Regions from separate parts of the Homo sapiens genome. Here region 1 is linked to region 2. A link is a loop called in an ENCODE intact Hi-C map of the cell type or tissue named here. Cell type or tissue: right lobe of liver. All regions are shown on one strand. Links, peaks and the distances in the headings refer to the core of each region. The heading gives the core; the rest is flanking DNA. Region 1 overlaps MXI1 (MAX interactor 1, dimerization protein). Region 2 has its middle 65 kb from the start of MXI1.

Region 1 (2,922 bases), core at 232-2,731, 140 kb before region 2:
TAAAAAAGTCAAAAACAAAAAACAAAATCAGAGTCCTAAAAACAAACAAACAAAAAAACTCTGTCACTTGTCTCATGTTTTAGAATCCTAAAGAGCTCATGAGCTCCTTTCTCCAAATGTAAGACTTCAAATCACCAGTGTTCACCTCTGGGATCTTTTAATGTGATATGAAGCCTGATGTGGTGGAAGCTTTGGGAAGAACAATCAGTAAAATTCAAACCATTCTTTTTTGGTTGACTTCTGTTCTTTAACTCTGTCAAAGATAAATATTCTAGGATAGATGGAAAGAGAAATAAAGGGTGTTGTACTTTAAAATCTACATATAAAAATTCACATCACCAGTAGTAAAAACTTCGACATCGTGTATCTTCCTGACACAATGGATTGAGAAAGGCACAACATCATTTCTTTTCTTTTTTTTTTTTTTGAGACGGAACCTCACTCTGTTGCCCAGGCTGGAGCGCAGTGGCATGATCTCGGCTCACTGCAAGCTCCGCCTCCCGGGTTCACGCCATTCTCCTGCCTCAGCCTCCCGAGTAGCTAGGACTACAGGCGCCTGCCACCACGCCCGTCTAATTTTTTGTATTTTTAGTAGAGACAGGATTTTACCATGTTAGCCAGGATGGCCTCGATCTCCTGACCTTGTGATCTGCCCGCCTTGGCCTCCCAGAGTGCTGGGATTACAGGCATGAGCCACCGGGCACAACATCATTTCTGTGATATTCCTTACCCCAACTGTATACCCTCAATCTAATCATTTGAAAACATCAGACAAACCTAAATTGAGGGACATTATATAATTTATAATATAAATATATAAATATATTTTTTTTCAAGGAAAAAACAAAAAGTTTTATAGTCCACACTGGCACTGCTGTAGACAATATTATGATTGCATAAAACCTACAATGTTACTCTGTTGGCTAGAAAGAAAGCAAATACAGTGCCTCCCAACATACCTTCCCTAAATCCAGATACAGAGATGTTTAGTATTTCATTAGAGAAGAGGCAAGCTGCCTACCTCGCTCTGAATCAGAACGATCTGAAGAAATAGTTGATCCAATGCTGTCCATTCGTATTCGTTCCATCTCCTGAGGACCCTGCAGCTGTTCCAGTCGCCACTTTAAAAATCTCTGTTCTCGTTCCAAATTCTCGAGCTGGTGCTGGCTTTTTCTTTCAGCTTCTTCAAGTTTCTGAAATGATGAAATGATTTTTACATTTGTGTATAGTCCAGTACAAACAATAAAACTGATTCCTCCTTTAGCAGAGAAAACATGAATGAATATACATGTGTGAGTGTGTATAAAAATATATAAATACATTTTAAAGCCTCCAAAATGAGAATGCATATAAATACATATTTTTAAAAATAAAAAATAGTTTTGTCTTTACTTTTGTGTGTATGTAATGAATGCTATGTTACTTGAACAAGATGGACTTCTAAAAGTCTGTAAAGTAATCTCCACGGAGAAACTTCCTCTAGTATGGTATTTGATGGAAAAATACGGAAGGACACAGCCAAATGAAGTCATCTCCACCAGAGGGCACAACTGCCTTCCGAGTATGAAGAGGGTAATTGTTATTTTCCTAGTGTTCTCAGTTCTTCAAATGGCCACGCTGTCAAAACAATTTAGTTTAATCAGGTTATGTTGTTCCCATCAGATTAGCTGGTAAGTTTTTAGAAAGACTTCTCTTGAGGTCAGTTATTAAGGAGGGCATGGTGAACTAGCTGATGTATATGAATAGGAATCAGTGCCAATAATTAAACCAGAACTGAGGGAATTGTGCAAATCTGAAAGTAAAAATTCTCACCTTGATGTGTGCTTTGGCTTTGTTGAGCAAACCAAGTGTTGTGTGCCGGGTGCAGTCTGGTCCTAGTGGAATCAGAACTTTTAAGCGTTCTAAACAAAGGCGCAGATGAGCTCGTCTAAGAAAGACAAAAAGTCAAATCAGCACAGTCTGGTTATTTCACTAGAAATATCATAAAACCTATTTTAAGATAAACAATAATTTGCATTTATTCAGCCTATAGGATAGATGTCACACCCCTAATTCTCCACTGTCAAAGAATGTAGGGGTGGCCGCATTTCAGTCTCTGCTATTTCTGTTGTACTCTTTAGACAACACTCACTTTAGATTATTATCCCCAATGGTAATCTCTGTCAAGATGGTTTATTTTTTAACTCACCCCATAAACTGTCTCAACTGTATTAATATGGAAGTGTGAAAACATACCAGGACAATTGTATTTGATCTTGAATAACTAAAACCACAGGCGAGAGGAGAGGTTTTCAGCTATGGTACCCCAAGGGAATATAATATGCTCACAAGTTTCTATTTCCCCCCTCCCACCTTTTACTTGCTTGCACGTGTGTGGGCACACACACACACACACACACACACACCCTACCTCTCTACAACTGTAGCCATCCTACAGTGTGTTACATGTTGTTATATATTAGTTTGAACCACATGAAATTTCTGATATTCAACCACTTTTCACTTATAAAAATGTTGATTTCTTATACTCCAATACAACAGAAACAGCAAAATTCTGTGACCAGCTAGGGTAGGGTTAGACAAAATATATGCCCTGTGGTCAATTCTAGCCACAGAAATAACCCATAAAATAATCCCCTGCTTCCTATCTAAGTGTGCTAGCTCGTTAGCTTAATTTTTATTTCTTTTTTCTCTTCCTCTCTCGTCTCTCTCACTACCTGCCTCCAATCCACAAGGACAACAGGTGACAAAAATTACTTACTGAAAGTCATTGCATTCTCTAATCTATCCTTCCTGTGGGAAAGTTGAGGGAAATTTCTCCTAGAAATGCTAGCAGAGAACCTCATGGATTTACCTTCCCTGTGCCCTAAAAGAACTATGATCATGGTGATGAGAGAGTTCTGAGTATTTAACTTCATCCTA
Region 2 (2,922 bases), core at 146-2,645:
ATACCTGATTTTCCTACCAGCTGGCAAGAAGGCTGCACTCAGTGAATAACCTGGCATAACAGTTAGAAACAGACTTAAGAGTCTGAATCCACTTACTAAGTGGTGAAATGAGAAAAATTCCTTAGCCTCTCTCTAAACCTGTTTCCCCCTTTGGTGGATAACCATATAGTGCATGATTGAGGATTAAATGAGATAATGTAATTAAAACATGTAGTACAAAGCCTACATGGTAGGCACTTGATAAACTGTAGCTATTATTATTATTAGCTTTATAGATCAGACTAATGGCTCCAAGGAGGATTTTCACCCTAAGCCACTTCCTGACTTTCACTATTTAAGATATATGAGAACATCTTTCTGCTATGTACATGTTATTAACATGTCACCAACATGAACAGTGTTGTCCCTTGTGAGCAACAGAAAGGAAGAATCTATTTTTGGCCATGCATGGTGAAGGACAAAAGGATGAACAAGGTATATACAGTCCCTGCTTTCCCAGAGCTTATGATCTTGTAGGGGAGACAGATGCATAATCAATAATGCTTACAAGACAGGCTAAGTATGATCCTGAAGTGCTACTGGAGTTTGGTAAAGGAAGAAGTCATTTTGATGAAAGGAAACATCCTCTATCAGTGTGCCCAGGTGGAGAAGGGTGCTTGGAGAGCTAAGGCGGTCACTGGGAGGGTATATGTCTTCTGCTGGGTACCCAGGTTGGGGAAGATGGGGTGGGAAAGAAGGCTGGCTTGCCAGGTGGCAGGGCTAGGTGTTCTATGGACAACTGTGGGAGTAGAGGACTGGATGACTCATGCAGCTGGCTCCTGAGTCCCCCAGATGATGACAGATTGGAGCTGCTACAGGTACGGTCCTAAGGAAGCCATTCTCTCCGGAAGCAGGTTGGAGGAGTGAACTGAGAGGTCATTATTTGGGTGGATGTGGCAAGACAAATCAGAGAGGCCTCTGACTCAGTGGCAAACGGCTATTGCCACAACCAGAGGGTTATGGAGGACGCCATGTGGAATCGAAGGTGTTTTGCCAGCATAAAATCATAGCCTCATTTTTTATAGGAGGAGGAAACACAGACCACTGTCTTCGATTCTCTTCTATTCAATTAGTGTTCTTGAGGTGCATCTTATAGTGACTCCTGGTAAGAGGGTGGCGGGGTTGGGGGCGGGGAAGGGCAGAGACATCACTGGAGCTAAATTTTTCTATAGTGAAACTGCCTCCCGATTGGAAAATTAGTTCACAGGAAACATGGGGCCATCTTCACAGCGAGTGTTTCAGTAGCACTTGGCCTTTGCTTATTCATCTTTGCTAGTCCTCAGGTAGGTTCTGGTGTGAAATATTAACTCATTCCTGCAGCCACTCTTACGTGGCTGTCTTGTTATCACACAGGGTTGCTTCCATTGTGAAAGCCATGTCAGGGCCCTTCCCTGTCTCTGCAGTGTGCCTCTCCCACAACGACTAGGGCCACTTGACCGACTTACCTGGCTGTGGTGTCCAGGACTAGTCCTAATGAGGCCAGCGGAACTGAGGTAGCTCTAGCTCCTGGCTCTGGGACTCACTGGGCACCAAGCCAAGCCTGTCCCCAGGCCAGTCCTGACCTTGTCTTGGCTCTGAGCACTGCCTGGCTTCTGGAATTCTGAGCAGTATTGTGTACCTCAGTTCTGATAACAGGATTCCCATCTGTCATTTTCCTTCTATCCGAGTTCCTGTCTTGAGGAACTGCTAACTATACCCAGGCCCCTTAAGCCTGAGGTCCTGCCATGATCTTGCCATTACCCCACAGGAAGTAGAGGAAGCGCTGCTCTTAGAGCTAAGCCTGTGGCTGGCACTCCTACACATGCTACTGGGCTTCTGCCATCCTGCTTTCTTACTCCAGAATCCTGACTGGGACTCCCACTTCCCTGATGCAGACCATTTACCAGACTACGCTTTTGGCCGATGGCTATGTTCTCGAGGCTCCATGTTTCACTGGCTGGGCTGGGCTTCCTACTAGCTCTCCAGCTCAAGCTGTTCCCCCAGTGCCTGACTTTGCTCAGTGAGTGGGTAGAATTCCTGAGCTTGCCCCACCCAGCCTGCCCTGTTCCTCTGCAGTTAATTGACCCATGCTCAGCTTGGCTTTGGCAAGTACATGTGCATATACCCTTGCTCAATATTAACTTAAAGGTCAAAATGGAGACACACGACCATACCTACATATCAAAAAATTTCATATTTTGAAAATATGTTCTAAAGTAAAACACTATTTTAAAAATAATTTAAAAACAAAACATCTCAATTACCACACAGGATATTTTAAATTAAATAATTTAAAAGGCTTAAGATACCCAAACATCCGGGTGCAGTGAGTCTTACCCCTCCCCGCGATGTGGACCAGTAGATAATATTTGGGATACAGTCTTGGTTATCCTAATAGCCTCAAATGACCTTTATTTCAGTTGAAACAATTGAAGCCAACATTTCCAAAACAGAAATCAGGTAGGAAGAAATGTTGAACTTTAACTCCTTAGTCCAGCAAACACCTTTGGAAGAGACTGCCTGTGCATGCCAACAAGCTGGCTGTATCTACATGTTCTCTCATAAAACTAGGAGCTCATCTACTCTGAAGTCAAAGTCTAGCAAGCCAGTTGCCACTGAATCCAACCTCTACAGCATTACTCAACAGGAAAGGGGTGAGTTATAGCACGCAACAACTACTTCCTCCCTAGCTCCTGCTTAGTGAAAATCTTCAGAAGCTATTGCTTTTGGAAAAAAAAAAAAAAACAATTAGTTTAGATCTTGACTGTCTATGAAAGAAAATGGTCTTCAAGGAAGGACAGAACACAGCCAGAAAACCATTGAGAAGAGTCTAGCAGAACTGTAGCTCCAGGTCCAGGCTGGGGACTGTCACTATATTTGTTTTATAAACCCAGAAAAGATAAG

Evidence for each region. Hi-C counts contacts between places; a loop is a spot of excess contacts. Peaks named below come from ENCODE experiments on the same cell type or tissue, not always from the same donor. Only the 100,000 strongest peaks of a DNase experiment are listed, where the experiment ranks them.
Region 1: it touches region 2 in a loop (4-fold over the local background); 107 of 110 quality-filtered maps call a loop at or near these places.

The regions. Positions count from the first base shown.
Region 1 is chr10:110,278,185-110,281,106 of GRCh38, reverse strand. It overlaps MXI1 (MAX interactor 1, dimerization protein), which reads right to left. Exons shown (of 6, transcript NM_130439.3): 4 at 1,813-1,927; 5 at 1,022-1,193. Among named protein-coding and RNA genes, the nearest start is that of SMNDC1, 25 kb to the left of the region's middle. In right lobe of liver, for the core only: a CTCF peak has its summit at 1,536 (motif pointing right); a DNase peak (open chromatin) is centred at 1,536; H3K4me3 peaks cover 545 bases; H3K27ac peaks cover 567 bases.
Region 2 is chr10:110,141,071-110,143,992 of GRCh38, reverse strand. No RefSeq gene overlaps it. Among named protein-coding and RNA genes, the nearest start is that of MXI1, 65 kb to the left of the region's middle. In right lobe of liver, for the core only: no CTCF peak of the experiment used is centred there; DNase peaks (open chromatin) are centred at 1,572, 2,032 and 2,582; H3K27ac peaks cover 1,095 bases.